Regions from separate parts of the Homo sapiens genome. Here region 2 is linked to region 1. The links are chromatin loops, found by intact Hi-C in ENCODE. Cell type or tissue: endothelial cell of umbilical vein. All regions are shown on one strand. Each heading gives the region's core, and the rest is flanking DNA. Links, peaks and the distances in the headings are about the cores only. Region 1 holds the start of LOC124900830 (a long non-coding RNA gene). Region 2 overlaps SORBS2 (sorbin and SH3 domain containing 2).

Region 1 (15,456 bases), core at 6,480-11,479:
CTTTAAAGAAAAAAGAAAAAAAACTCAGTGACTTGAGGTTGCACTAGCCAACAGAAAGGAACATGGAGTTACGAAAGCGACATGCTCCTCACTTCTCCACAGATGACCTTTCATTTGCTTTTGCAGGATGAGGCCGTCAGTGCCTTGCCACGAGTCTGAGGTGGGAAGAAAGGGTCGCAGCTCCTGGCACATGGCAGAATTAGCGAAGCGTGCCATGTGGAGGTCTGAGGTCTGCAGGTTCTGAGTAGACAGTGAAACCCACTGCTCCCGCCATCCCTTTCTCTGTCACACACACACACCTAGTGACCTTCAAAAGTGTCTCGGGAGAATTTGGCAGGATGCTCGTGTCCTGTGCCAGTGACAGCACTGTCATCACTGTTAGTGTGACCCTATCTGTTTTTCAGGCTTGTAAGGTGACCAGGAGGAACATACGTACACACACACACACACACACACACACACACACACACAAGCGTGGCCACCGTCCCATGGGAAAGTGAGGACAGGTTCACACTCTGGGGACATGGGAAGCAAAATATCACAGTGGAAGCTGCCCCCAAGCCGAAGACGTGGGACACCAAGTTCACCCGTCTCTTCCGCAACCACGAGAAGTCTAATGATGGGAAAATGGAACCAGCCCACACAGCGACACTGGAGTCACCTCTTGCACTTGTGTAAACACACACAACCAAGCTACAAGTTACATGAATTTGTTTCTGGCATTGACCAAAATCCCCCGTCTCTGGGAACTGGTGAACACAGTATCTGGGATGATATTTCTGACCCTATATTTCTGACCTATATATTTTTTTCTTCATGTTTCTCTTTTTAAAAATTCTTTGTCTCTTCCAATGAGTTTATAATGGGCTAGCCACTTTCTTGATAAAGGGCATTTATTACAGCTATAGAAAAATCTGGTTTCTCTGTCTACAGATAGTAAGTCACATCTCAAGCAGTGAATGTCTCCTTACAAATTTGCCTCTAGCCGGTTATGTGTGATGCTGAAACTGAAGATCTGTCACCCTCCAGAACATCTACAGGATGAATGCCTCCCACAGTGGCTAGTCAGCCAGAATTGTCTCCTCCCCACGTGAACTGTGGCCAGGCACAAACATCTGGCAATGGCCCTAAGTTGTGATGAGAAGAAAGTCACTGTTTAATGCTTTCTGAAAATTTCCCTCTCACTTTGCAGAAGATGATGACTTGTTACTTCCTAAATTTCGCAGTTGGGAACCCTGGTTTTCCCATCCAGGTTTTGCTGTTTAACTCTCCAGGCTGTAAATGCAAAGAAAGGAGTCAGAGTTAAATGAGTGCCTCCTGTGGGATGTTTTAGAAAGAATTCAATGAATTCAATTCCGTAAGAAGGTCTGCAGTTTTATCATTTAAATCATCAAGTCTATACATTAACAAATTTGGGATTAAACACTCCAGGTGTATGATATAGAGGGGACTTGTTTTCCAAGCCCTCTGTGAAAGACATGCCAAATGCTTACATTTTTTAGCATGAGATTTTCTTTATTAAAGGAAACCAGCTTAAACACTTTCAGAAAATAATCTCGAACAACAAAGAAAACTGATTTACCTTGTGTTTCCCTACTGTTTTCTGCAATCGCTTGCCGTACTAAAAGGGACAGACGGTGCTTTTAACAGAGTTTGTGAAAAGGATGCACTATCTCTTCAAGGTTTAAGGCCCTCTGTTATTTCCACTATTATTTTAATGATCTACAAAATTCATATGGATTCCACATAGATTAACCAACACCTTCCTCACTAGTTCATTCCAATGCCACATGTAAATATTCATGTGAATTCAACCAACTGATCAAATGTAAGAACTTGATGTTCTTTAATTTTGTTTTGCTTTCCTCAGATTTATTTCTGAGAATCTAGGGACATAGAATATGCTAGTTTGGATGGCTGTGGATTTGATTAAAGATTTAAAATAAAAGAAGACCTAATAAATATTTTATTTTCTTCTTACACACACACAACCCTTTTACTCGATTTTTTATTGTACCCAAAGACATAAGGAACAGATGAAATGATATATGGGACCCTCCCAACACTGGGTGCCACCGATTTTATGAAATGTATCATTGATCACTGATCATAATCAGATGCACAATTCTACCCTAATTGGAAATACAGAACAGAGCACTCAGTCAATAAAAATTTGAGAGCACATTATTTAAACTCATAAAATACCTAGAATTTTTGCTCTTCAATTATTAATAAGGAAATGTCATGATATTCAAATGATAAGAGATTTCTTTGAAAAGTTTTTTTTGTTTCGTTTTGTTTTGTTTTTTTTAAGAGATGGAGTTTCCTGTTGCCCAGGCTGGAGTGCAGTGATGCGATCTCGGCTCACTGCAACCTCCGCCTCCTGGGTTCAAGCGATTCTCCTGCCTCAGCCTCCCGAGTAGCTGGGATTACAGGTGCCCACCACCACGCCTGGCTAATTTTTTGTATTTTTTAGTAGAGACAGCATTTCACCATGTTGGCCAGGTTGGTTTCGAACTCCTGACCTCAGGTGATCCACCCGCCTTGGCCTCCCAAAGTGCTGGGATTGCAGACATAAGCCACTGCACCCGGCCTGAGAAAGTTCTAAACCCACTATTTCCCAGATATATAATTTGGTCAGCGCATGTGTCCTATTATTTGAAGTTTGATCCATCACAGTAGGGATGACAGTTATTAATGTTGCATTGAATTCATGGAAGTGTCAGAAAAAGCAATGCTTGGAAGCCAGTTGTTCTGTGAGTTTGTGTCTTTCCTCTCTGCCTCTGCATGCGATCTCACCGCCCATGTTAAATGGATGTCACCCTTTCTCCTCCTTGGATTCAACCTGCTTACCCTGGGCTAAGGGAGCCACAGAATGGCCAGTGCGGGAACTGTGTGACTCAGTCTCGGTCCCATCTCCTCGTCTCTGTCCTCTCAGATCACACATAGTCCTGTTTCAATCACTAATCGGGAACAGCTCTGTTAATTCCACTATAGAATTCTTCTTTCTCACAGTTACTCAGTCAGTAGCGTTTACTGAGTATCTCCTGCATCCTGGGCACTTCTCCACTCCAATGTGACAGCAGTGAATCAAACGACAGCTAGCCCTGCCCGCAGGCACTTGCATTCCAGAGAGAGGAGACAAAGAATACAAAACTAAAAATATAAAAGACGATGTGCCACACGTTGGAAAGCGATACATACTCTGGAGGTGAGTAAAACATGAAGACAGAAATATGACTACAGTGAGATAATTTTACCCTCAAAATCTAGGGAAATTTGTAAAAGAGAAGGGATAAGAAATAAAAAAATGGCAAAATGTCACATTCACAGCAAGAACTTTCCTGGTTCAATTCATTTATATTTTTACTTAAGTTTTAATTTTTTTTTTTTTTTTGAGATGGAGCCTCGCTCTGTCCCCCAGGCTGGAGTGCAGTGGCACGATCTCGGCTGCCTGAAGCCTCCACTTCCCAGGTTCAAGCGATTCTCCTACCTCAGCCTCTTGAGTAGCTGGGATTACAGGCATGCACCACCACATCCCGCTAATTTTGTATTTTTAGTAGAAACGGGGTTTCACCATGTTGGCCAGGCTGGTCTTGAACTCCTGACCTCATGATCTGCCTGCCTCAGTCTCCCAAAGTGCTGGGATTACAGGTATGAGCCACCGCACCAGGCCTAAGTTTTAATTTTTTTTAATTTTTATTTAATTTAATTTTTTTTTTGAGATGGGAGTCTTGCTCTGTTGCCCAGGCTGGAGTGCAGTGGTGCAATCTCAGCTCACTGCAACATCCTCCTTCTAGGTTCTAGTGATTCTCGTGCCTCAGCCTCCCAAGTACCTGGGATTACAGACGTGTGCCACCATGCTAAGGGGCCACTGCCGATTCTCCTGTAACAAAAGACAGGTTAACAAGAGAAAAGCACACAGATTTGTTTAATCAAAGTTTTACATAACATGGGAGCCTTAGGAAATGAAGACCCAAAGAACCAAGGGAAAACTGCCCATTTCTATGCTTAGATTTGATGAAGAGTGGTAGCCCTGCGGAGCTGTGACTGGACACAGAGGGAGCGATGGGACAGTGACAGACAGAGGGGGACCCAGCTGGGCCTGTCTGGGTTCCTCTTGGCCTCCCTGTGTGGCGTTCCTTCTTCCTGCGTGTAGGGCAGGGCCCCTTCTGGAATGAGGGTCTTATAACCTACTTTCAGGAAAGTAAGTCAGAGAACTTCTTTATGGCCAGCTCTTACTCAGAAAGGCAGGGAAAGTTCCAGTAGTGATTCTAGTTTCTAATGGCTGGCTTTGGGGAAAGAGATTCTAGTTTCCGTGACCTGCTTTAGGGAAGAGGATTTCTGGTTTCTATGACTCACTTCTTGGGGGAATGAGGGGCGAGAGACAGGAGGGCAGGAGAAGGTCAGAGACTTGGTTCTGAGGCTGCTTCTGAGGCTTTCCAATGCCCTTTAGTTCAAAGTCCTCAGCAGGTCAAGGCCATACTTGGGGTGTCCTTTTCGGAGCCGTGACTTATGACTTAAAGCAAGATGAACTGTTTTGCTATTATGTAGCAGAATCAAGATGAACTGTTTTGCTATTATGTAGCAGAATCAAGATGAACTCTTTTGCTATTATGTAGCAGAAACAGAATTAAACCTAGCCTGCAGAATTCAGAGTCCCATGTGTTCTATTGTTATGCTATCCCAGTGTATGCCATTGAGTGGATAAAATGAAATGGCATCATTGTGCTTATCCCATAGGAAGCAACCCATACATGACAGATACTGCTATTATAACTCAGCACCATCCATTCAGTCATCGTGTGGTCTTCATCTTTTGAAGCCTCATTTTCTCATCTGTAGAACTTGCGTGAGTATTAAGAAGATGTCTGAGGATGCCAGGTGCTAGAGCTGCAGAGAGAACCTGCAGAGAGAAGGGGTGTTGGTTGTGTTGGTTATTAGGGTGTCTCAGGCCATCGTTCAGCACCCTGACCTCTTCCTTCAAGCTGAGCCCTGGGGAAGGGAGCAGAGGGGCATGAATAGGTCAGTTTTGGGGCCCGCCCTATGACCTCCACATCTCTCTTCTTCTTTCCTCTTCTCCAAATTTTAGAATGTGCATCCTTTCCAATCTTTTTTGTTGTTAATGTAGTTGTTTGTTCATATGCCAGTACCGCAGCTACAGAGGCCCTGAAATGCCAAGAATTAACTTCTTTTCTTCCCTATACTGTTTTAAAGCACAGGTTTTGTTATAATTTTGATAGGGCAAGACCAGTAGATAGGAGATGACTACCATTGAAAAAAAAGTCTGATGCTCACAGATGCCAAGAGGAGTGAGCGCCTACAGTGTGTGGCCACACGGGTAGCACCCGGGTCAGGCAGGAGGCAGAGTGAGCAGGGGGAGAATGCTGGGGAGAGGATTCCATGGGAAGGAGCAGGCAAGGCAGGGTGAGCAGGCTCAGGGTGGAGAGCTTGAATAATTTCAGCAGACTCTGGGCATAGGGCCTGTCCCTAACTGTCTGGTACCTGGTTTGGGGTGATCAGGGCAGGGGGAATCATGTTGAATTTGAGATCCCCAGTAGAGGACGTGGTTAGGGGCATGGGCTTTGGATTGGTTCATGTGCATTTGAAAGGCTCTCTCTGGAGGCGGGGGTCCTTCACTGTCTCTAGGAATCGGCTAACTAGAGACAGTAGTAAGCTAACTGACTGCCAGTCCCCCCAGGCTCAGCCAGACTCCAATGTCAAACCATAAATATACATAAAATAAAAAGACATGGTTAGACACATGCATTCTGCAGTGTCAAATAACACTTGGGCAATGGAAAATTCATATCTAGTCTCCCAGGTGGGAAAAAAAAAAAAAAAGGAAATATCAAGAACGGTTACTATTGCAAAGTGTTATCCCACTAAACACCCTCTATCTCTCTGTGTTTTGTAGCATGAAGCTTTGTTACCATGACGTCACATGCTATCCATGGGGTTTTGTTGCTGTTACAGAGGTCCCCGTGATATGCTGTCCTGCATTTCTAGACATGTCTTTGGTTTGGAAGCCTGACACCACCAAAAGAGAACTGCAGTGCAAATGGTTTTGAAATCCTCCACTAATCATCCTAGAAGCTCAGCTAGTTCCAGGGCCTTCCATAATTCCAATTCCAAAGGACTTCATATCAAAACATTCTTTGCTTGTTTTGCTACCCCCCAAGATTGCATTTATCCCTTCTCTGGAGATTTTAACAGTTGGTGAGCTACCCTAGGCTCTGGTGGCACCTTCTATAAGTGACCCTTGACCTTCCACTTTCCTGAACTGATGAAAACATAGCTGTGTTAGCTCAAATAAATATTTCCTAACTGCCTGCTTTGGGGAAAATGCTGTGTGAAATGCTTGATGGATTTATTTATTCAACACCTGTTTATGAAGTGTTGATTATGTGCTAGACACTTTTGCAGACATTGAGGATACAGTAGTGGACTAAATAGACAAAGCTCCCTCATGGAGCTTATTTTGTAGTGGGGTAGGCGGGTGCTGGCAATAAACAAGGTGAAAATATATGGCATGTCAGGTGGTGATAAAAGCCAGGGGGTAAAATGATGCCACGATGGGGGAGAGGAGGCCTGCCACTTTAAATAAGACAGTAAGAAAAGGTCTTTGTGAAGGTGACATTTTAGCAAAGATTTGAAGGATGTCTCTGAGAGAGGATTGTTGGAGATGGACACAAGAGGGATTGAGCAAGAAACACAAGCAGTGGCAGCTGAAACCTGGGTTTCTCAAAATGGAGTTTATGGAGAGTGTGTGTAACAACAATAAGATAAAAAAAGGAGAGATATAAGATCAGTGCCTTCACCTCAAGAACTTCATGGTCTCATTAGAGAGGTTTCCTAACAACAAACCATTAGAAATGAGACAGAGCAGGGATCCCTCTTAGGGGCCTGCAAGTCCCTCAAGCATGAAAGAAAAATCTTGAATTTCTTCAAGGGGAATTCCAGGCACCCAGCTATCCCTGAAGAGTAAATGAGCAACTTGACCAGCAAGAAGGTAATAGTAGCTTAAAACAATAACCAAGGGAGTTGAAGTCATGGGGTGTTTGGTAAAGTCATGGGGTATTTAGATAAAGCTTCACCTCCTTACCCAATTGCAAACCCCAACATCTTTGAATCCACCTGTGACCTGTGGAACCCTGCTTCATGACACCCTACTTTTTTAGGCCAAACCAATATAGAGCCTCAATATATTAATTGACTTCTTTGCCTGCAATCTCTGCTTCTCCAGATTTAAAATCTCCTACCTGTAAGCCACCGAGAGGTCAGGTCTCAATTGTAAGCTGCCCAATTCTCTTTCCTTGGCATCCTGCAAATAAACACCTTGCTTTCCCCTGCTGCAAACCACGGTGTGGATGTTTGGCCTCACCCCACAGGAGAGCAGACACCAGTTCAGTTCAGTAACAGAAATAGGTCATTAAAGATGGATTCTGTCTACAGTTCACCCAAGCAAGTGAAGTCTGTGTTAAAATACTCAATAGTATCTCTCTTAGCTCTTGCCAGAATGAACATGAAGTCAATGACAGGTTGGTAACTCATAAAATTAAGGCAGATTTCCACACTCATCGTCACCACTCTCACCTAACACTTGGTCAGCATCTACTGTAAACAGTTTACTCTACTGAGTGTAGGAAGAGGCACAGTCGTGAGTGTGAGCTTCCTGAGTGGGGACGTCCTGCGCTGTCACTTTTAAGGAAGGCTTCACGTAGGCCATGCTGGAACCCAGAGTGCCTGAGACAACCGCTAGGGAGGAGACTTCCTGAGGCCTGTGGCTGAAGGAGAATGAGCCAGGGCTTCTCACAGGCAGACATGGGTGTAAAGGGAAACGAGGGAAGGAGTTTGGCCTTCATGTGCTGGTCCTTACCCTGGGTCGATGGCGGTGGATGCAGGGCTAGGTGTGAAAGAGACAATCCTACTTTACTGAAGGTCTTGGGAGCTCAGCAGCGTGGACTTGCCGGGATTCAGCTCCCTGGGCCCTGCCCTCTTCTGCAATATGGACAGCAACCGGGTAAGGAGGCGTTGAGAGAAGAGACTCGTAGAAGGGCAGGTGTGCAGAACCGAACATGGAGGGCATCGGTGAGACGTCCCAAGGCTTCCAGGAATAGCTGCAAAGAGCACAGGGCTGCCTGGAGAGCCTGTGTCTGCAGCAGAAACCAGCACCTGCAGGACAGGCCATGGCTGTGAGGGGGATGTTGGAGGTGCTCAGCTTACTGAGCTCTGGAGCCAGCATCATATGTGAATATGTGTTAGCACGTCGTCCAGCACTGTGTGATTCGTAGTAAATCTTTACAGAATTGAAATCTATCTGGTGTCTCTAGAAATTGACTTGAAGCACAAGGTAGCAGAAAGTACTTGTCAGAAGAAGACAGATGCTCAGTTCGGAGGAGGGAGAAACAGGGAACCCAGAGGAGGGCGAAGGCGTCACCTGTGAGGCCAGGCGTGTGGCCGTGAGCAGCCCCGTTGTGTTGCAGAGGTTTCACAGATCAGTAGTTACTGTCTTCATCTGGACTATAGAGAGCACATATCACATAGGCCACAAAGCCTGTCATTCTCCACAGTAGAAAACTTTTACAGGCTGTTTTTATCTCTAGAAACACTGGATTGTTTGGCAGTAACAAGAAACATCTTTCCACCCACACACGCCCACGGAAGCATGTTGAACATCAGTGAAGTACGTTACACTGGGGATCGCACCGCGTATCTTCTTATATAGCAGTTTTTATATAGTAGTTCATTAGGGGAGCAGAGATTTTTTTTCTCTCTCTCCCCTCCCTTTGTAATTTTCAGAATAGCAAATAGCATGATCAAAGCCATCATCTCCTGTTTTCCTTTCTCTAGAGTTTAAATAAATCAGGCTGAAAAATCTCTGAGCCTATGATAACAATCACTCATTGATAGCTTATCACTTAGGAAGAGGTTTCAAGGGCTAAAAGACGTAATGAAACCCCAACGCAGAACATGTAAATGAACAGACTGTCTCTTTCCCCTCATACATCCCACGCTACTCAGTACAGAGGCCAAAGCTCTGTGAATGCACAGGGCTGGGGAACGAGATGCCATCTGGAACTGGAGATGCAAAGCCACATCCCATCCCTGATCCGTATGGCCCAGGCCCAGCCTGGGAAGGTGTGGGGTATACTGACTGCGGGGGTCCCATCACTTCTCCTAGAACGGGTTCTCCGCGCGCTGTGCAGAGAACAATACTGTCCTCTAGCGCTCAGAGATCAGAACTGGAAATCAAGAAGCTTGTTTTTATTTCTCCTCCCATATTGTCAGTGATTCCCAGAGCAATATACCACTCCCAAAGCAAAGGGAATGGATTGACACAGTTCACAAAATCCAGGGCAGAATCATCCTGGCTTTGCCTCCCTTGTCTGGGTAATGACAGCTGCAGGGTTTTATCTGGTCTTTGGGGCAGTGCAGCATGTATTTAATCTATCCTTAGTTCAGCTTTGCCAAGGGAGAATCAAGATTTTTCTATCTTGATTAAATATGCATGTAATTTGTCATCAGCTAAATGAGCAAACAATATCTCCTTGTCCACCTCATAGACTTATGATGAGAATCAAATAAAAGCATAAAACAATGTAAAAGTATAAAACTGAATAAATGAGTTATTATTGAGGAAAATGCACATTTATCTGTTATTTAAAACACTTCTTTAATTCACTTCTATGTTTCAGGATTTTTACCTAGATATATAACATCACCATTTATATACATGCAATGAAAACATAATTTATATTCTATGTAATTACGTCCTTTCTAGCCCTACCGATAAGTCTTACCACGAAGAAAATGCTTTATTTTTTTGTGACTTTAAACTCTGGACAATATGTGTCTTCAACCTCTTATAATTCACCCACAGGGATTCTCTTCAAGGATGGTATAACCCACATTTCCAGAGCAGCCACACAGGACAGCCGCCTCTGCACAACCATTACCATAAGCATGCGTGTGTTTGGTACAGACAGAAATGGATGATGGGGAGTGTGGGCCCTACGTTGGAGAAGGTTATATTTGCTACCAGATACCACCACCAATTTGCTTAAAATTGCTTTCAAGCTATTAAAATACTGAGAAGGGGATGATCATAAATACTTAGATGGCTGAATTTTTTGCTCTGTTAGGATAAAAATTGGATGGTAATACTTGGCTTCAAATTATACAACAGAGTAGTGACTTTTCTCACCCTTGCAAGAAAAATATTCTCAATGAAATATCAGATTCAGAAACAAAACAAGAGAAAATGCCTTTTCATATGCTTCAGTAGGGAAATGGGATGCAAAGGAACACTTCTAATAAGGAAACATTTGCTTAAAGTGATTTTTAAGGAAAGTTCTTTTATAATGACCTTTAAAATAGTTAAGATCATACCTGGTGGCCAGGCGCGATGGCTCATGTCTGTAATCCCAGCACTTTGGGAGGCCGAGGCACCAGATCAGTTGAGGTCAAGAGTTTGAGACCAACCTGGCTAACATGATGAAACCCCGTCTCTACTAAAAATACAGCAAAAAAAAAAGTTAGTGGAGCATGATGGTGGGAGCCTGTAATCCCAGCTACTCAGGAGGCTGAGGCATGAGAATCACTTGAACCCACAAGGCGGAGGGAGCAGTGAGCCAAGATCAGGCCACTGCACTCCAGCCTGGGCAACAGAGCGAGACTCAGTCTCAAAACAAATAAAATAAATAAAATAATATAAACAGATCATATCCGGCAAATGTTGACAACTATTTTACCTTCATACTTATTCAAAATTTCAAAATATTAACAGCAAAAGACTTAAGTAGGAGTGCCAAGGCAACCACAAACGGGCCAGCAGTTTAGTTTGCAAACAGAATTGAATTGTACAGGGCAGGGCTCACACACTGACCCCGGCCCAGGGGGACCCTTAAATATCAAGGCAGGAGAACATTGGTGTGTCAGCCTACGTGGGACCAAACTGCAGAATTTCCTACAAGATCCGTCTTTCCTCCTTTTTTATAGTCCGATACTCTCTTTGTCAACCTGTTTCATTAGTTAGTAGGTCACAAAAAGGGAAACTTCTCAATTGCTGAAAAATCTTTCTCTAGTTCTTAAAATCACAAGGTTTGTGCCTGTAACATACATGTTTTATATCTATTCCGACAGTTGCCATCCAGTGTGTATTGTTACCACGTTTAATACATTAAAGTAAATCCCACTGCACCATGCGTGTGGACTGCCGTGCACACTGACTGTGCTCTTTTTGTTCAGTATGGCTCCGCTTTTAAAGCTGTGGTCTGTGTGTGTTTGTGTGGATGACGTGCACGGCTTTCTGAAACGATGCTCCAGTGGTGGTGAAGGGGACAGCGGGGCTGGACTCTGCCCACCCTGGCCCAGCTGGGCACCCAGCTCCCGTCCTGGCTCCTGCTCCTGTTCTGCCCCTCTCACCAGATTCTGAGCCTGGGTTTGTTCACAGACTGATCCCCAGACTCCAACGCCTGGGACTTGACACCTTCTGCTAAAACTCTTCTCTACATTCAACGTGCCGCAGGCTCACCTTTCACAAAACGACTAGATTTTGGCTGATGAGCCCTGTTCCCGTGGGCGTCTGACTGTAGTGAGTCCTTGTTTGGGCTGCACCGTTCCTGTCTCGGCACCGATGTAGTCGACCGTCCAGGTGAGGCCGAACCAGGAGAGCTTTGGCAGCGGTGAAGCCTCTCCATTCTTTCCAGACCAGTGCTGAAATACACCCCAGTGGTTCCAACAAATAAACTAATATCCAGACATCCACCCCTCCAGGGACAACAAATATAGAGGTTAATACAAATATTGAGAGGACAGGTGGGGCGTGGTGGCTCATGCCTGTAATCCCAGCACTTTGGGAGGCCGACGCAGGTAGATCACTTGAGGTCAGGAGTTTGAGAGCAGCCTGGCCAACATGGTGAAACCCTATCTCTAGTAAAAATACAAAAATTAATCATGGTGGCAGGCACCTGTAATCTCAGCGACTCGGGAGGCTGAGGCAGGAGAATTGCTTGAACCCAGGAGGCAGAGGTCGCAGTGAGCCGAGATCACGCCACTGCACTCCAGCTGCAGCCTAGGGCCGAGTGAGACCCTGTCTCCAAAAAACAAAACAAACAAAAAATAAAAAAAAAAAATAAAATAAAAATAAATATTGAGAGGACAAATATGAAAGAAAGCAGATTAGATATTGGCATCAAGCTTTTTAAAGAAAAAAATACTGATTTTATTCAAATGCAGCGAAGTTTCTATTATTAATACTGCCACCGCAGAACCCGCTGACCTTGCGAAATGCTGGGTTCACCTGCAGGACGCAGACACAGAGTTCACTGTGGCTAAGACCAGGTCAGCCTATGGGATCTAGAGAGTTCTGATCCAGGCAAACTCTTCCAGGAAATGGAACTGTGTATCAGAGAATGAGAAATAGAAGGAACACTTTTCTGTGAATGCCTCTTTACTGTCTCAGTATAGAAAACTTACACAAAATTCAAGAAGCAACTCAAATAACTCTGCCTCCTCATGCCCCTGCCTGCTACTTATTCAGATGCACGTTCCCACCGTGTTTCTCCCACTCTCGGGGCGGCACTCATGACTCTATGACGCTCGTTTCTGTGCCTTGCCTCCCCCAGGATTGTGAGCGAGGGTAAGACAAGGATTGTGCCTCATTCATCTCAGTATCTCAGCTCTTCGTAGAGTGATGTGCAAATAGTAGGCCCTTCAAAGATGCGCGGAGTTAACACAGAGTTCATTTCTGAAGCTTTTGGCAGCATGGATGCTGTTGATCCCTTGCTGGGAGGGAACTAAACTTCAGACCACCCATGTGGGATCTTGAAACAGAAACAGGGAATCCTGTTTTCACTTCATATGTAGATGGCTTTACAAAGATGTCACTCCCACCTTAGCAAGGAGGAAAAGCCATGTGATCTTCACAGTGCCAACTTTTCTTGAGCACTTCAGAAAGCTGAGGTTGCAAGGCAAGCAAGTGAAGTCAGTTCTGAGGAGTGACAGGTCCCTCGGGGAGAATCGGGCCGCACAGATGGTTTCACCCTTGGCAGAGTGTGAGAGGAGGGTGGATGGAGCAGCCGTAAAAGCAGGTTGGAAGAAAACAGCCAGGATGGGCCGGGTGCGGTGGCTAACGCCTGTAATCCCAGCACTTTGGGAGGCCGAGGCAGGCGAATCACAAGGTCAGGAGTTCGAGACCAGCCTGGCCAACATGGTGAAACCCCATCTCTACTAAAAATACAAAAATTAGCTAGGCATAGTGACAGGCGCCTGTAATCCCAGCTACTCGGGAGGCTGAGGCAGGAGAATCGCTTGAACCCGGGAGGCGGAGGTTGCATGAGCCGAGATCACGCCGCTGCACTTCAGTCCGGGGGGCGACAGAGTGAGAGTCCGTCTCAAAAACAAAAAAAGCAAAACGAAACAAAACAAACAAAAACAAAACAAAAAACCCAGCCAGAATGTAGCAAATTCTTAAAGTCTGAGTGTGAGCTTGTGTGCTAGATGGTTGAGAAAGCCCCGGTGGGCCTGAGACACAAGGAGAACCTGCATTCACCTAGTGTTAGCTCTTTCCACCATCTCCACTGTGTGCTCCTGAGGAAGATCTGGACAGGGAAGGACAATCCAGCTACTGTCCCTGACACAGATACTGCTTCAGGGGAGGGGAAGAAGCAAAAGCGCTGTTTGTCCTTGGGGGAAGACCTGGAAAATACTCAGGTGCAAGATCCTGTGATGGATGCAAAGCGAAGGCGGTTACCATGGGGAAGGGAGCTGGGAAGCTTTGCAAGCAGGAGGAATAGCTGCTGGGCAAAGTGACACCACTTTGTGGAAAGCTCACTATCACCACCTTCCTCTCAGCCCCTACAAGCCCAGAGAACAGGCAAAGTGCTTTGGCGGAGGTGTCTAGAAGAATCTAGTGCTTCTGTCACCAGGTGTGTGAAAATATCTCAACTCCTCACAAGGTCCACTGCCTTGCGCTGCTCATTTTCAATTAGCAATAATCATGCCTTGGATAAACCTCATTGGCTATGATACAGCCACTGCAGAGAGCTATGCTGTTCATTTTCTTCACCTAAGACTCACAAAGCAGGGGATGGGGGGCAGTCAGACCTTAGCTACAAGAGGCTGGGAAGTGTAATTTTCATCCATCTTTCTTTCCTTCCCTCCCTCCCTCCCTTCCTTCCTTCCCTTTCATCTCTCTTGTCCTTTCTTTCTTCTCTTTCTTCTCTGCCTCTGCAGTTCAAACAGGCATTCTAGCTGTAGTTCAGAAAGTGATTCCATAAATGGGTTGGAACAGGAGCTGAAAAGCCAGTCCATAATTTCTACTGCACCTCTCATCCCACTAAATACCATTACGTCAGAGGCCCTGTTCATTTCCTTTACAGTGCCACAGCAGTTACAACAAAACAAAATACACATAATGGTGGTTTATTTTTACTTATTTAATGTCCTCCTCTGCCCCATTCATTTATAAGTTCCGCTCATGCCTCGTGTAAACAAAAACTAAAACTCTAAGCCCTCAACCGACTGAATGGATCCCTTCTGAGCCAAGGAGACCTCAAATGATATGGTTTGGATGTGTGTCCCCTCCAAATCTCATGCTGATGTAATCCCCAATGTTGCAGGTGGGGCCTGGTGAGAGGTGTTTGGGTCATGGGATGTATCCCTCATGAATGGCTTGGTGCCATCCTCATGGTAATGAGTGAGTTCTTGCTGTATCAGTTCATGGGAGAGCTGGTTGTCTAAAATAACCCGGCACCTCTGTGATTGCCAGACAGTTTCTTCTTGCTGGCTGCACAGACAAAATCAATCCACTGAGACCACAGCATTGCAGTACAGAAAGAGTTTAACTGACACGAAGCCGGACCACATGGGAGAACTGGAGCTATCATTCAAATTGGTCTCTCTGAAGGCTCAGAGGTTAGAGTCTTTATGACAATTTGGTGGGCGGGGAGTTAGGGAATGGGCGCTGCCGATTGGTTGGGGATGAAATCACAGGGTGCAGAAACAATCCCCGTGCTCTGAGTCAGCTGCTGGGTGGAGCCACAGGATCAGGTGAGTCAGGAGTCAGGAGTCCAGGTGGGGTGTGTCTGAAACACATCTCAGAAAACCCATCTTAGGTTCTACAGTAGTGATGTCATCCATAGGAGCAATTGAGAAGGTCTCAAATCTTGTGACCCCTGGCCACGTGACCCCTGAGTAGTTAGGGATTGTAGGAACAACACCTGTCTCTTAGCAGGTTCAGGCCCCTCCCATAATCCTAACCATGAGGTCTTTCATTGGTTCTAGAAAGGTGGTTCAGTTCTGGGAAGGGCTGTTATCATCCTTGTCTTAAGGTTAAACTATAAACTAAATTTTTCCCAAGGTTAGCTTGGCTTACATCCAGGAATGACCAAGGACAGCTTGGAGGTCGGAAGCAAGATGGAGTCACCTATGTCAGATTTCTCTCACTGTCAT
Region 2 (15,456 bases), core at 6,243-11,242, 290 kb before region 1:
GAGCCCAGGTTCCCAGAATTGTGAAGCCTCCGTACTAGCCTTGCACCACCAATCTGTACTTTTACATGAGTGAGCAATACACATCTTTTATGTTTAACCTCTGTTAATTTGAATCTCTGTAACGGCAGCTGAGGTTTTATCGCAATAAATGTATTCCCACAGTCAGAATCCAGACAATTTCAATAGTTCCATTTTATATTTATGTATAATCATAAGAAGAAAGTCCCCAATTTTACATTAAACTCTGTATTCCTTCTAACTGTCTTGGGTTGAGTGACACGGCGGCTATTGAACGTATTTCTGTGGCACTGTAACCCAGTAGATCACACCCATGCAATTGCTTTCTCTTCCTTAGGCCCAGGTCACTTCACCTGCACCTCTTTAAAGACTGTATTTCCTTTCTGTGTCCCTCCCTCCCTCTCTCCCTTTCTTCCTTCCTTCCATGTATCTAAGAGATTGGCCTGGGCCTCCGGTACCCAGGTGCTCTGCCTTGTGACTCCATCTTATGTGAAAACTGTGCCAGGTGCTAGAAAACAGTTTGCAAATTATATTTTGGTTTGGAGACCTTGAGGATGCATTTACTGAATTTTTTGACTGGTATTTACATGATCATCTCAAAGAATGAATTGCAGTTTTTTCACAGTGGAGGTACTGATAATTCACCCCTTGAAATGAGGCCGTGTGGGATGAGCAACCTTGAACCAGGACCTTAAAAGCTTAGATTCCAGCCACGGCTCCGACACAAAGTGACAGCCGCGTGACCGTAGGCCCATCGCTCTGTCTCCCTGGGCCTCAATCTTCTCACCCTTGCATTGGGAATGATACTAAAGTTCCTCATCCACCTGCCTCATGGGATTGCTCAGAGGATAGTGTGAGACAATCTACCACAAAGTACAACTGTGAGCCACTTCCTAACTCCTGCTTTCCCACCTATTCTTTTTTTTTTTTTTTTTTTTTTGAGACAGAATCTCACTCTGTCGCCCTGGCTGTGATCTGGCTCACTGCAACCTCTGCCTCTCGGGTTCAAGTGATTCTCCTGCCTCAGCCTCCTGAGTAGTTGGGATTATAGGTGCCTGCCACCACGCCCAGATAATTTTTGTATTTTTAGTAGAAACGGGGTTTTGCCATGTTGGCCAGGCTGGTCTCAAACTCCTGACCTTGGGTGATCCGCCTGCCTTGGCCTCCCAAAGTGCTAGGATTACAGGCGTGAGCCAGCATACCCGGTCCCCACCTACTCTTTAACTATGACAGATGTGAACGTTTGATCTCTTTGCAGACAAGATCAGCACGGTGACTGGGTCTTTGCCCTACCTTCCTAAGCAAATGACAGAACTGGTAGCAGAACTGGAGCCCCTGAAGCTTCTGCAGGCAAACTTCCTGGAGCAGCCCAAGAAAGTCAGAGCCCCTCCTTTTCGTCACATTCAGTTGGAATTTTGGAAACCAAGCATAATGGAGAAATAACTTTTTTGGTATAGCCGGAAGATGAACCCTTGGGCACAGTTTCAAAGTCAAATATTTTACTGTAAAGTGGAAGAAGAAAATACCCAGATCTTTCTGCATAGTCAAGTGGCTTATGTTTTGCACGCATTGGAAAGAAGGGAAAACAAAAGCTGTCTTAGAAGACGAAATCAATCACATGAGGAGTGGCACTGCTCCAGAGAGCTGAGGTCTTCCTCTTAGGAATTACAGACTTTGGTTCCGTATAATTAGGCCCTGTGTTGCTCAACTTCCAAATAATTTAGAGAGAATTATCATGTGAGAGTGCACATATATACATTTTTTTCCAAAACAACCTTCTCAATATGTAGCAAAATGTAGTCAAGGAAGAAAAAAAATGAGAAGTTCTTTAGATTTCAGCCAAAACAATCACTTAAGCTCCAAGTCACTATATAAACACCATTAATACCTGTTAAAAGGTCGTGAATTCTGTAAGAGATGTTTGGAACAAACAGTGCTTCAGAACTACCCACAAAAATAAACAAAAAAGAGATCATATTATGTCACTGGGTCCAGACAGGATGATGAAACGGCTATGATCACGTATAAGCTTTATCTATCTTTCCAGAGAACAGTGTCAGGGACATATGGGTTACTTTCCAAATTTTGTTTAAAAAATATGAAAAACATCTGTGAAATTCTGGTAAGACAAAAAGAGTTTCTAATTCTTTGGATCGCAAAATGATTCTTCAGTTCTAATTAGCTATGATAAATTATGTTAATTCTAAATTATTATCATTCATGTGGGCATTTAATTTAAAAAGTGGCATTATTTGGAAAACAGTCTCTGCAATTTATTCTAATGTAGTTTAACACGAAGCAGCTACATTGCCTTTTTGGATATTTTCAGAAGTGTGAAAACTGTGAATATCACTTCAGGCTTTGCAGAATGGTACTCTACAATGAATCTGTGTCTGGCATCTGATTGGTGATAAAAAAAATTATTGGGAATAGATTATTAGTTATTCTGAGACAGAATTTTGAGAAACTTGTTGAAAGAGTCTTGTTTGAAGAGCCCATAAGGAACCTCCTCCTTCACACCCATACTCTGGCTAAGAATGTTGACTCTTTTTTCTTAATTAAAGGCTGAATCACTGATAATATTGTTGATATTAAGTGCCTACTAACCAGCAGCATGAGCTTTTAACACTTTTAATGTCACCCAAAAGCCTACCCAAAGTGCCCAGGAAAATAAACAGTTTTCTAAGATTCAGTATAATTTTATTTTGTTTTGTAGCTAAAATGCGCCAGAGCTGTATTCATGTCATCACAGTGGGAAGAAGGCAAACATCTGAGAAATTAATAAATCCCACAGCCGATCTGAGCTGTCACCCAACCCCAAAGGGCCTCAGTATCTGCATCTGTATATGGGGATAACTCAGTTCTCCAGAGTTTGTAACAGGCCTAGCACAGTGCCTGCACATGTAAGAGCTCAGAAAGTTATTTGTAAATTAGTAAATTAATTTATAAAATTGTAATAAATCAATAACCATTAAAAAAAAATAAAATAAAATAAATCCCACAGCCACTAAAAGCATATCGTATTTGGGGCACAACTCTGGCCATAGAGGCAAGCACCTGACATAACACAGATGGCTTCTTGCTGGTAGCATGGTGGCAACTTCGCTGAAAACACAGAGACAAGGACTGTTTCACTCTGTCTCCCTTAAGAACTTTGAAAACAGTTTTATGTCTTTGGAGAAGGAGCACCAATTTAGCTTGCATCATGGATCATATAGAACAGGGTATGTTTTAATGTGCTAAAACCTAAGCAATGTATTTAACAGAGCAATCTATTTCCATGAGGTTCGTGAGAAAATAATTCAGAGGCTCTAAGGGAAGTTGGGAGAAGAAAGGACAGCCCGTACCAGTGCACTCAAATAGCCAGAAAGAGCAGAGATGCTGATTGCTCCAAGCAGTAGTCTGAGTCTTATTCTATTCATTTCCTTAGAGTAATTTCCAGTATTTGTTAAGGCATACAGAATTTGGGGGCTTGAGGTAGGGAGTGTGTCTTATCCATGCTTGGAAATGTAACAGCTTTTGAAGTTTTGTAATGTTTCTTTTTTAAAGCAGGCATCTTTCTAGTTCCACTATCTCTGTGGAGTTGAGGAAAGAAAGTAATTCATAGACACAGGGCAGCACGCTGACCTTTCTTCAGTGAACGTCAAGGTCCTGGGCTCATAAGGGAATAAGGAAGAGGAACCTCAGTATATTAATCCATGGGCTCCAGCCACGTGGCAGCTACATATTTTCAATCACTTTGCTTACTTCAAACTTTTCTTGGTGTGCCATGTACATTAAGAACAGATAACTAAGAAGCAACCCTTCTCAGTGTTTTTGGCATCTACTGATCAGCACCTGACATTCCAAGTTATTTCCTCCTCTACTCGGCATGCCGATTTCTGTACTGTTGAACAGCAGGAAGTGCTTTCAAGGGTCTAATAAATTAGCCTTTCGTTGTTTCAACTTCCAAGTGAAGTTAACAATAAAAGAAGCTTAGTATGAAAAAGATCCAGGGTTTCTTAACCTACCTCTTGTTTCTTATTTTCTTTCAGTATTGGCTTTTTTTTGATGATGTTTGGGTGTTTGGGGAGTGGAAACACCATAAATTTGATCTTAAGCTGTGCTGGGACAACTTTTGCATGTTTTTATTGAATACTTGGGATATTCCACTGCCCAGAGAGTTAAAAAAAAAAAAAGACAAAAGGATGAGCAGCTAGTTAATAGTCTTCATAGCCACCAGTTATCCTTTAATCTAGTATTTTCTAGAGTGCTGTGATATTTGCAGAATTAACCCACAAAACAGTATCCTATGGGCCAACCGGTGATGAGACTGAGTTTGCCTTTGAGAACTCCGGTGGGTGTTCTAACCTAACTTTCCTACCTCTCTTCACTGTCATTTATATTGTTGCCTGAGGACTCTTCCTAATACCTAGCCAAAGTATGGGGGGCCTCTGCTGTCTGAGAGGTCAACTTCTAACAATTTAGTGTGACCTCAAGGCCACCCCATGACCTGACTCCATTCTCCTTTTTCACTCTCGTCTTCGGCCACCTCTCTCAATTTGCCAGACTATCTGCTCTCCCTGGAATCCACCATGGACGCTCATGCTGTTTCCCGAATCTGGATGTAGAATTTCCCTGACCTTTTTATTTACAAAATTCTACCCATCTTTCAAGATTTTCCTTTTCCTGAGTTGATTATTCTTTGTTTCTGTGTTCTCAAAACACTTTCCTTGAGCAATGCTAAATACTAGTTTCCTTCACGTCTGTTTCTCTCACCGCAGCATCTGTGAGATTAAGGATAGTGTCTTTTTCACCATTTATCTCTCACTGCTCCTAGTTCAGCACCTTGCATATCTTTCATGCTCAGTGTACTTAAAAACAAAAGAATCATACATAAGACGGTGTTGCCAGTTTATCATTTAATGAAGAGGCTTTTTTCTTTTATCAATTATGGTAAATCTTTGACTAGTTCAAAAAGGGATTTAGGCAGATCTATTTTTGAGCATTTCTCCTGTTAATATTTATATTGAACTTCAGCCTTTTGGGGTCAACAGCTAGAAACCATCACAGCCTGCTATAATCCATTAGTTACAAAAGGATGGAAATTATCCTGCAAAAAGCGCCAGGCTGCAGAGGTTCTTGTTTGGAATTATTACACTGCTGTTGGATATTCTAACTACCCACTTGTGTTCAAAGGAGAAGCGGCATTTGAGAAAGCTTCTAAATGTGGGTTCTGCCACCTACCATGTAGAACTCTATGCCAGTGGGTCAAACATACTTGCCGTCTAATTTAGCATCCCAATATAGATTCTAGCAGAGCTTCTTTGACATAGCTAATCTCTCTGAGTTTCAATTTCCTCACCTATAAACTTGGGAGTAACGACTTTGTGTGGCAAGAACCCCAAGTAATTAATCAAAATTCTAACTTTGTGCTTGGACATAGGGATTGATCATAAATGTGGGCTATTATTGTCTTGATCTTTGTTTTTGCTGTTGTTCATATAGTACTTATTAATATGGCTTCTAATTTCAGGTTTGTCATTTCTGTCGTTTTAATTTTATTTTATCAAATAAATTATCATAATAATCTTTTCATTGGCTCTCCTGTCCCTAGTTCTCCCCCTAATATTGATCTCTCTCCTTTTAATTCCAAGCTGCAATTGCAAGGCTAATATTTTGAAAGGAACACTGACTTCACATTATCTATTAATAAATTCTAAACCAAGCCCAACACAACATGATCCTAACCTAATTTTCAAGAATTTATTTTCCTTCTCAGTTTTTTTTTGTTTTTTAGTCAAACTGAACTTTTTGTTGCTCCTTTTTTTGTACATTTCATGTTTTAGCCTTCATTTGAGTTTAATTAGCACATTTTAACCAGATGCCTACATTGTGTCAGATATTTTCTGGGTAGTAGGAGTGTCAGGATAATCCAAAAGAATCCCTGCCTTCCAGGAGCCCATGACTGGTGTGGCGAGGCAGGTGTGATTTTGATTCATCTTTTGTGAGATGTTTTATTCGTTGAGATTACCTCTAATTACTCTTAAAATTACACACAGTTTTAGAAGTCCATCTCAAAATAGTCCCCTATGAAAACCACATAAATCCCTCTCACTCATTTAAACTAATATAGTTCCTTTTCTGTGCCACTTCATCTTGTCTTACTTTATGTTATTTATGTTGGTGTTTTCTTGAGGGCAGGGATCATGCTTTATTCACATCTGTGTCTTTCATCGTACCTTATGTATAACAGGCTTGCAATAAATATGGGTTAAATATCAAAGGAATGTAATAGTACAATTTGACTTTAAATAGAATAATAACCAAAGTTTTCAGGGACCATTTTTCAAAAGACCCATTCCCCCAAGATACTTAACCTACAATGCTTACTTTGTATAAGCTCTGTTACTTAAGCTAACAAACAATAGTTCTGGAAACCTCATATACAGAAACATAAGGATATTTAGATGTATAATATATTATATATATAATATATTTTGTTACACCACTAGACTTGGCTTGAATGAACCAGAATATTGCTTGCTTATTTCCTTGATGTTCTTTTCTTACACGGTTTGTTCTACAAATGTATAAATATTAATATATTAGAAAGTTATAGAAACAGATGAAGGAAAAATAGACACAAATATAGTATGGAAGCCTGGACATAAACCAGGGATTTCAGAAATAGAAGCTATGGAGATGCATCCGGGAGGAGGGTCTGTTTTAGCACATTTGGGCATGCATCTTTAAATAGGAGACACATTTCTGGAAGGAACATAGGGTCCTGTGGGTAAAGTATTGGGTTGCCTTGTTTTATATTTACTTGAGGCTATTACAGAGAATCAACTACAGTGTAAAGGGAGAGCAAAACCAAGCGAGTTTGGATTTAGGGACATTAAGTACGCTTTGAACAGATCAGAAGCCCTGGACAGACGCCACCACAAAAGCAGCAGCATCTGGAAGTACACGTGCTCATCTCTTTGTATTGCTTGGTGTGATTTCCATGGCTACTAAACGAGTCATTCACTTCAACCTACATTGATGTGATCAAAATAGTTTCATCAGAGCAAATTCTCATCCCCTCTGAAGAGTGGACAGATTCTTAAGGATTGTCCACGTTTGTATTAACGACCCTATTGCTTATGCCGTCACAATTACAGCTAACCAGATAGGTGCAGTCAATGGATTTTGTCAATGATTTACCTTCAAAGTAACAATACTCACATACAAGTAGAAGTTAAAAGGATTTCAATAAATTTGGTAATTGACTTTTTAACTATACGTTTGTGTCAGGCATTTATACTTAGCAAATCTTATTTATTTCAATGTATTTGATTGTTCTGAAATCAGTGACAGGTTAATAACTTTGTTATCAGATTACTAAATTAAGCTTTTATCAGATCATGTTTACATTAAAAAAGAAAAGCCTGAAGACATTATTAACTTCATTTCAACAAGCTTCTGTAAATAAATAGGCTTTCATTAGGAAACCAGCCCTATTTATCAAGGTTATTAAACCATTTTGTAACAAAAAGCATGATTTACAAAAATGTCCCATGATTAGGCTTATTTTATTTTGATACGACCAGGTTTGCTACACATTTTAACATAAATCAAGATAAACAGCTTGTTCAGAAAAAATAAAGCTTCAGAAAAATGCACCTTAATCACTGTTTTGAGTTACTGATTAATGTTTGTCCCTGAATCTGCTCCAGACAGATTTTATGTTTTCTTTGATGACTTTCACTGGAATATGGTTGGCTTTTATGATTAAACCCATCCTTATGGTATAATCCTTGACTAGGAGTTAGACATTGAAAAACACTTAAAACTATACATGGTCAATTTCTTATAATTGATTTTTTTCAGTAAACTCATGGAGAATAACTTTTGTGGTGATTATTAGAATGTTCAAAAACATATTTCTATTGTGAAAACCCAGTGCTTGCTTTCTGAGTCTGCGGGTCTATCCAGCCTGCCCAAGAACTCGATTCAGCTAAGGTTCTCCCTTCCATTATGGAGCCTGGAAGGTTTTATGCAAAACCAGTGACTGTGCTCCCCGAGAAAGTCCACTGAGTAGCGTGCTGGACAGAACCTGACCAGGACTCCATGCTTTCAAGCTCTGGTTCTACCGTCTGTTACTTAGGCAAATGTTTTCACCTGACTGTAGGGTTGATTAAGGCTTTTGGCTTGCCCCAAAAACCCCTGTATTTCTGGATGGGAATCAGTTGGAAGTATTTTGCTAGGGTCCTGTCTTTGCCATTCCATCTAGCTCTAGTAATCTTGATGGCTCTTATCTCTTATGCTCTGGATGAAAACTGGTAATACTTCTTTCTCCATTTGTTTTGTGTAAGCATGGTGGTCGGTAAGATGATTTCTGGTGAAGCAGCAAAACCACAGGCTCTTGTTTCTAAATCTGGTTAACTGAATGCCTTCTGTGTTCACCTGTCATCACAAAAGGATGCGCAGGAGCACTCATTATTTTAATCGGAGTCGTTCCTAATTCTAAAGTTAATCATGGCGATTCTCAGATCAGGGAGAAAATTAATTAAGATGCAATGCTATTTTCTTCTCTCCCAGGGTGACATCTCCCAGGTTTCTCATTAAATCGCCCATTTAGTGTTTGGTTTCAGTGCTTTGGAGCCAGGCAGACCAGATGCAAACCCCAGCTGCATGTGCCATTTGCTCCCTGAGGGGCAGAGATGATGGCCTTGCTGCCAGTGGCATCTCCAGCCCTGGAACTGTGCTGGGTGCACACGAGGAGCCAAATGCATGTTTTCTGAGGGGAGTAAGTGGAAGAATGAATGAAGTCAGCCCTTCCATCTCTTCTTCCTTAGCTGTCAAATAGGATGACAAAATACCTATTTGCCAGTGGTTGTTGTGAGGATTAAATCATAGATGTAATGCATTTAGCACAGTGAATGGGCACATGAGAAGAATTCTATAAATGGCGGTTGTTCATCTTCCTACAGGAAGGGCAGATCTCTGAGTCATAGAAATTGCTTCTTATTTCCCACTTTCCTTTATTTCCTTATGTGGTGAAGTATAAGTTCCACTGGTATTCAACAAGTAAAACTCTTGTTCAGGGTAATGTGCTACTAACTTTTAAGTCTGCATATTTTAAAATGAGAGAAAATCTAGTTTTTTCATTAACTTTCTACTCATCTCTTTCTGGGCCCGCTCAGCAAATCCCCGGTTTCAGAGGACTGCCCTGTAAGGAACTATAGACAGGGTTTCCATCCGTATTTCCATTTTCTGAATAAGTAACAAGGGGAACTAGACTCTCAGGGCCTCCTCTGCCTGCTTCGTCCTTATGGAGCTGATGTGGGGAGAACACTCCTCACTGTCCAGTCTAGTGATGACCACAGTTCTGTAGCCACGTGGATCTGTGTACTCGAGGTCAGTTAGTTCCAGAAAATCATCCAGTCTAACATTTGCTCAGATTCCCTAATTTCTACTCTGTGAAAGACAAGGAATAGTACAGCTCTTCAGTTTCCTGGGGGAGTGCTTCATTACTTTTCCTCTTTTTCTTTCTACTTAGTCTAATGACTCAGATTCCAGATGGTTCTGCCTAAGTTTAGAATTATCATGATCTACTTTGTAGAGAGAAAAGAAAACATTTCTTGTACAGTACAACTTATGTAATTTTTTTTCAGGGAAGTGAGAAAAATATAACACGCAGTGTAGAAGAACTTTTGGCTCTAACATTAGATATCAATGTTTCGTATTCTGTCATTGGGGTGTATTGTAATTTACTTATTTACTGTCTAATTCCTTCTGTAGCTAGTGAAGTTTACATTTTCTTTTTTCTTTTTTTTTGAGATGGAGTCTTGCTCTATCGCCCAGACTGGAGTGCAGTAGAGCCATCTCGGCTCACTGCAAGCTCCGCCTCCCGGGTTCACGCCATTCTCCTGCCTCAGCCTCCCGAGTAGCTGGGACTACAGGTGCCTGCCACGGCACCTGGCTAATTTTTTGTATTTTTAGTAGAGACGGGGTTTCACTGTGTTAGCCAGGATGGTCTCGATCTGTGAAGTTTACATTTTCAAAGAATGTTTTAATGATATGGAAAAATATTCTCCAAACAATGATGTGCAAGTACAAGGTACAAACCAGGAAAGTGTAATTCTAATTTTTTTTTTTTAAAGGTCAATATACTTTCTTTTTTTTTTTTTTTTTTGGAAAAGAAATATTCCTAATAATTCATTTAATCATCTGGAGAGTGGGTTGAAGTTTTGTAAAATTTAATTTCTTCATTATAGACTGTATTATTTTAATAAAAGCTTTTCTTTGGTGTCACCCATTGTGTGCAGCACTGAGCTGGGGCCCTGGAGCTCTCACTATTGTCCATCTGGCCGCACCACTGTCAGCACTGCTTTCAATGAACTGTAACAGAATACTGATGACTCAGCATTTCTGCTGCTGACAGGAAGTCCTTGAGCGAGTCTCTTTGTAGTTCCTCCAAGAAAGGATGCTCAGGCACTCCTTGGGTGAACAGCTGCAGGCCATGGAGAGGACAACCGGGTTGCAGTAGTAAGTTTGCACTGGGCTATCCCAGAGCTAGAACAAGGGAACAGGTCAGCCCCTAGAGTCCCAGAGGTCACAGACTTGGGCAGGTCCAGGCGTTAAATGCAGCTGTGCCTTTGGAGCTGGACATCCAGGTACCTGGCTGCCTGCTGGGAACAGGTGAGTATGTATCAGCCATTGTGAAGCCTCAAAAGGCTGCAGCCTGACGTAGCTGCAGATCAGGCTGTACCCAAATTGCATTGTTACTGATGAAATAATTTTTTAAAAAACCAATGGTATCTATTTGAGCATTTTCCTCATGGACACCATTCAACAGAATGCTGTTCTCGGGGAACAAATGACTCATGCAAATGACTATTTTCTAGGTTTTTCTCATGGTCAAGCAGCCATGATCTTTTTATAGCTTTATTTTATTTTAACTCAGTCCCAATGGTTAATTTAAATCCTTTCTTTCTTTCATCAATGATACAAAGAGCTCACTTTACTACAGTCTCATCTTGACAGAGTCAAATGCAGAGGCTGTAAGGCTGCCCACCTGAGGAGGAGGAACTGGAACTTAGGAAAACAGCTCAGATGCTTCATGCAAATGAGGAAGCTCAATTGGCTTCTATTGAAAATACCTCACGCATCATTTTCTCTTGTCTCTACTTGCCAAAATATTTATAAAATATCTTTGCCCTGCCATACCTAACTAAGCCTCTTGGAATTTATTTTTTCAGTGAGATTCTCTGATGCAATAACCAAGCACTGGCTTTTAGAAAGTGTTCTCTCCCCCTCCCTCCCTCCCTGCCTGTCTCTCTCCCTCCCTCCCTGCCTGTCTCTCTCCCTCCCTCCCTGCCTATCTCTCTCCCCCTCCCTCTCTCCCTGCCTCTCTCCCTCCCTCCCTGCCTATCTCTCTCCTTCCCTCTCTCCCTCCCTCCCTGCCTATCTCTCTCTCTCCCTCCCTGCCTATCTCTCTCCCTCCCTGCCTATCTCTCTCCCTCCCTATCTCTCTCCCTCCCTCCCTGCCTCTCTCCCTCCCTCCCTGCCTGTCTCTCTCCCTCCCTCCCTGCCTGTCTCTCTCCCTCCCTCCCTATCTCTCTCCCTCCCTCCCCGCCTGTCTCTCTCTCTTCCTCCCTGCCTATCTCTTTCCCTCCCTCCCTGCCTGTCTCTCTCTTTCTCTCTCTCTCTCTCTCTCTCTCTCTCTCTCTCTATATATATATATATATATATATATATATATATATATATATATGTCTGTTTCTCTGTCTCACTCTAGATATACAATCAAATCAGTGTGCAGATGGAGGACAAAGAGTATCACAAAATTATTATTGTAACTTGTGGATAATAAATTTCAAAATCTGATGTCTGTGCTCCAATATCTGACCTCCTTTTTTGCAAAATATGCACATGTGAAACCTGATTTACTACTGAGGAAGTTAACCCTTTCCTTTTGAAAGTAATGCATCAGTAGAAGATGGAAAGTTCAGTGGAGATGGGTGATCTTCTCAATTATGTGCATGAGAATAAGTAAACTCCCAGGCATTCCGTCACTCTCCAAAGTCAGAACAATCAAGAGGACACATCAGGCTTTAGAAAAACTCATTCCCTTGGAAGATAATCTCAATAGCATGTGTGAATAGGAAGAGCATCAAAGTGTGACCGAGAGAGTGTCAGAGAAGAGTCACCTATTACAAGCATGATCATAGTACTTAGGAAAAAGTAAGTTCCAGGCTTATGTGGATATTCATATAGATATTTTCCAGGGTTTTAGAGGTTCATGATTTCTCAGGGAGACCAAAGTGCCTATGTGACTGTGAGGGGTTATTAGTCCTCTGGGTTCTGGCTTTACTCAGAAATAGCCTGGACCACATGGGTCAGTCCTGCCCCACAGACATTAGGCCCCCTCCTGGGGCCCCTGCAGAGTGGGTCAGTTCTGCAGATGTGGGAAGGGATGAGTGTTGGGTTTGGGAACCAAAGGCTGTGTGTTGAGCTTACAGTAGACAATTTGGAGCTGCTTCTTGCTTAGAGATGACCCAATATCCAAAAGTAGCTATTGCGGGCAAGTGGTGTTCCCCAAAAAGGTATGTTGAAGTCCTTCCTCACCCCCAGTACCTGTGAGAGCGATCTTATTTGGAAACAGGATCTTTACAGATGTAATCCAGTTAATTGAGGTCATACTGGAGAAAAGTGAGCCCTAAATCCAATGACTGGTATTCTTACATGGAGAGAGAGATTTGGAGACAGATCCATAGAAAGAACATTGCGAGACAATGCAGGCAGAGATGGGTGATGCTGCCATAAGCCAAGGACTGCCAGCAACCACCAGAAGTGGGAAGAAGTGAGGAAGGATTCGCTGCTGGAGCCTTCACAGGCAACCCGGCCCTGCTGACACCTTGATCTCAGACTTCTACACCCCCACGTAGAGTGTGAGACAATAGATTTCTGTTGTTTCAAGCCACCCAATTGGTTGCACTTTGTTGCAGCGCTCTAGAAACTGATACAGTGGCTCAAACAGAGCCTCTAGGTGTCTCTTCTTTTGCAATCCAAAGACTGCACCAGTGCTACTTGAAGGGGTAAGAGAGCTAAATAAATTTGCTTTTGGGGAGATAGATTTGGGTAAGTTTCTCCATGCTGAGTTAGATGAGTGATATGTGGTGGTGGTAAAATCCAGATAACCCTTGAGTGTGATGATTTCAGAAAGAGAGAGCCAGGAGGCCTGGGAGCCAGCAGGCCAGCGGGGGTCCGCCCACTGGCCCCGAAACAGCGAACAGTGACATTGGAGCAAGGGCCCATCCCGTGCTTCTCTGGAGCCCCACTGGGCAGAGCCAGGTGGAGAAGCAGGAAACTGCACATTGGTGGGCTGGAGGGGCTTGGAGGGGCTGAGACAAGGTGTGTGCTTGGGGATAAGGGCGTTCCTGGTCCCCGGTGAAGCATCAGTGACCAAGAGGCATCCTCTAGAAGAGGTAGACACTACATGGGAAGGGAGAAGCAGCATGAAGGAAGGCGCTTTAGGACAAGGGGATCAGTTACAGTTTCTTCGCCATGTGCCTTAGACCTACAGCTTGCTATTCCACTCTGAAATAAGGCAGAGTGAAGAATTCAAAAACAATCACTCTGGGAGAAAAAAGCGAGTTCTCTTGATATCCTTGCTTTCTCCTGGCCTCATTTCCTCTGATGTTCCCCTGCCCTCTTGCAAATCAATCAGCCTAAATCAAGGGTGTCTGTGCAGGTTCTCAAGACAGACATGCTGCTGGGAGTGGCACGTACGTGAACGTCAAGGAGATGTCAGGGCATGCGCATATTCTTTGGTGCCCACCGTCTTATTTTCTTAACTTACTGGGAAATCTTTTTGTTAGAGTGCACGCATTAAGTTTCTTCCTGGCCTCATCAGCCCCAAACCCAGGCAGTGGCGGGCGGTTTCCCGTGAGGACAGCGTACCTTCTGAAGAAATGCACCCAGATCAGAATGGTATACGAGTCTGTCCTATTCTCGCTCTAGAAAAGAAATGTCACAATAAATAGGTGGGTGGGGTCTGCCCCACACTCCCCAAAACAACCAAAACAGCGGCGAGATCAAACTGAGGACAACGTTATCATCATATATTCTTTTCTTTACACAGTTTGATACCTACCTACTTCTCAGAACAAACACCGCGGAAAGGAAACTGGGTGGATACTTACTGTTTTTAGTTTGTTACATACTACAATTAGTCACCATTAGCTAATTATATAGAAAAGGGGAAATTGGGGCTGTTTTACCCAGAGTTGGTTTTAGGTGGGGGTGAAGCAGGCAGGGTGATATTGGCAGCCTCATGGTTGGTTTTGCTGATTCAGTTCCTCTTTCCTTGCCCCCTATTTCATACAAAATTCCTCTGACAAAGCTTCCTGTGTGGCCACTGGTCAGCATTTTAATAGAATGGAAGGGTGCAGCACAGCAAAGGCCATAGTGTTAATATCCCTCGCATCTGCCGTTCCCACCTCCTCCTTGCTTTTCCAGTCCTTTCCAACTCTGCATAGGATGATGGGGAGAGGAGGGAGCTAGGAAGGGTGAGAGGCAAGCAAAGTCATTTCCAGCATTTTAAAGTCAGCTCTCCCAAAATGCTCTCTCTCTCCATAGCCTTCTCCCTACTGGGGCTTCAAAGCCTTCCCTCTACCTGAAACCACTCAGGGTGCAAGGAAGCCTCTTCAGGTCCCCCTCATCCTTGATCATTACACCAGCTCTTGAGGATCCTTTCTTTCTCTAAATTTGGCAACAATCTTCTGTTGCAGACTCTTTTCACTATTGGAATTCCCTTTCAGGGACTGCTCTCTACAACTTATATGGCTGCAGCAGCAGCTTATCTGACCATTTAAGGCTCTACACTGTGCAGACAGAAAAGGATCACACTCCTCTCTCAGACACATTATAAGAAATTTTATACAAGGCCTGTGCATTTTCAAAACACAGGATTGACCTAATGAGCAGGAATTTGAGACCAGGTAGGAAAAGAGGGTCATGGGATGTGGGGAGCTGCCTGGGGGCTGGTGGGAACTTGCCAGGGGTCCTCATATCCCTTCATGAGACAGTTGCCTAATCAGCCTATTTCAAGGGATGGCCCTGATTTCACGGTGAAAAGCAAGGCATGTTTCTGCAGATACGTCAGTGCTCTAACAGCAACATGTCCTCTGCTAGGAGGACATCCTAGGAGATTCGCTTCCATTGAATCAGAGTAAACTATTTTTTTTTTTTTTTGCTTCTTGGCAGAATATTATTTGCAGATATCTGCAAATTTGGTAGGAAAGCTTTTTTTTCTAAATGGAACTATCCTGAAAACAAAGGGAAAAAAGGGCAAACACACACACACTCACACACACAAACAAACACACACACTCACATGCGAGCCTTCCCCCAAATCCTTCCAAGTCTTCATTCTATTTAAGCTGTTCATAAATAATATCTGATGAT

What was found. Peaks named below come from ENCODE experiments on the same cell type or tissue, not always from the same donor. Only the 100,000 strongest peaks of a DNase experiment are listed, where the experiment ranks them.
Region 2: it touches region 1 in a loop (2.7-fold over the local background); 8 of 110 quality-filtered maps call a loop at or near these places.

What each region holds. Positions count from the first base shown.
Region 1 is chr4:186,012,536-186,027,991 of GRCh38, forward strand. It overlaps LOC124900830 (a long non-coding RNA gene), which reads right to left and starts at 10,430. Exons shown (of 3, transcript XR_007058420.1): 1 at 10,393-10,430. It overlaps LOC124900829 (a long non-coding RNA gene), which reads left to right and starts at 4,777. Exons shown (of 2, transcript XR_007058418.1): 1 at 4,777-4,852; 2 at 5,918-6,346. It also overlaps the pseudogene RNU4-64P. RefSeq lists an enhancer at 14,575-15,456. In endothelial cell of umbilical vein, for the core only: a CTCF peak has its summit at 9,238; a DNase peak (open chromatin) is centred at 9,206.
Region 2 is chr4:185,720,149-185,735,604 of GRCh38, forward strand. SORBS2 (sorbin and SH3 domain containing 2) reads right to left here. Exons shown (of 27, transcript NM_001395207.1): 3 at 13,951-14,006. Among named protein-coding and RNA genes, the nearest start is that of SORBS2, 84 kb to the right of the region's middle. RefSeq lists a silencer at 9,233-9,430. In endothelial cell of umbilical vein, for the core only: no CTCF peak of the experiment used is centred there; a DNase peak (open chromatin) is centred at 8,973; H3K27ac peaks cover 1,085 bases.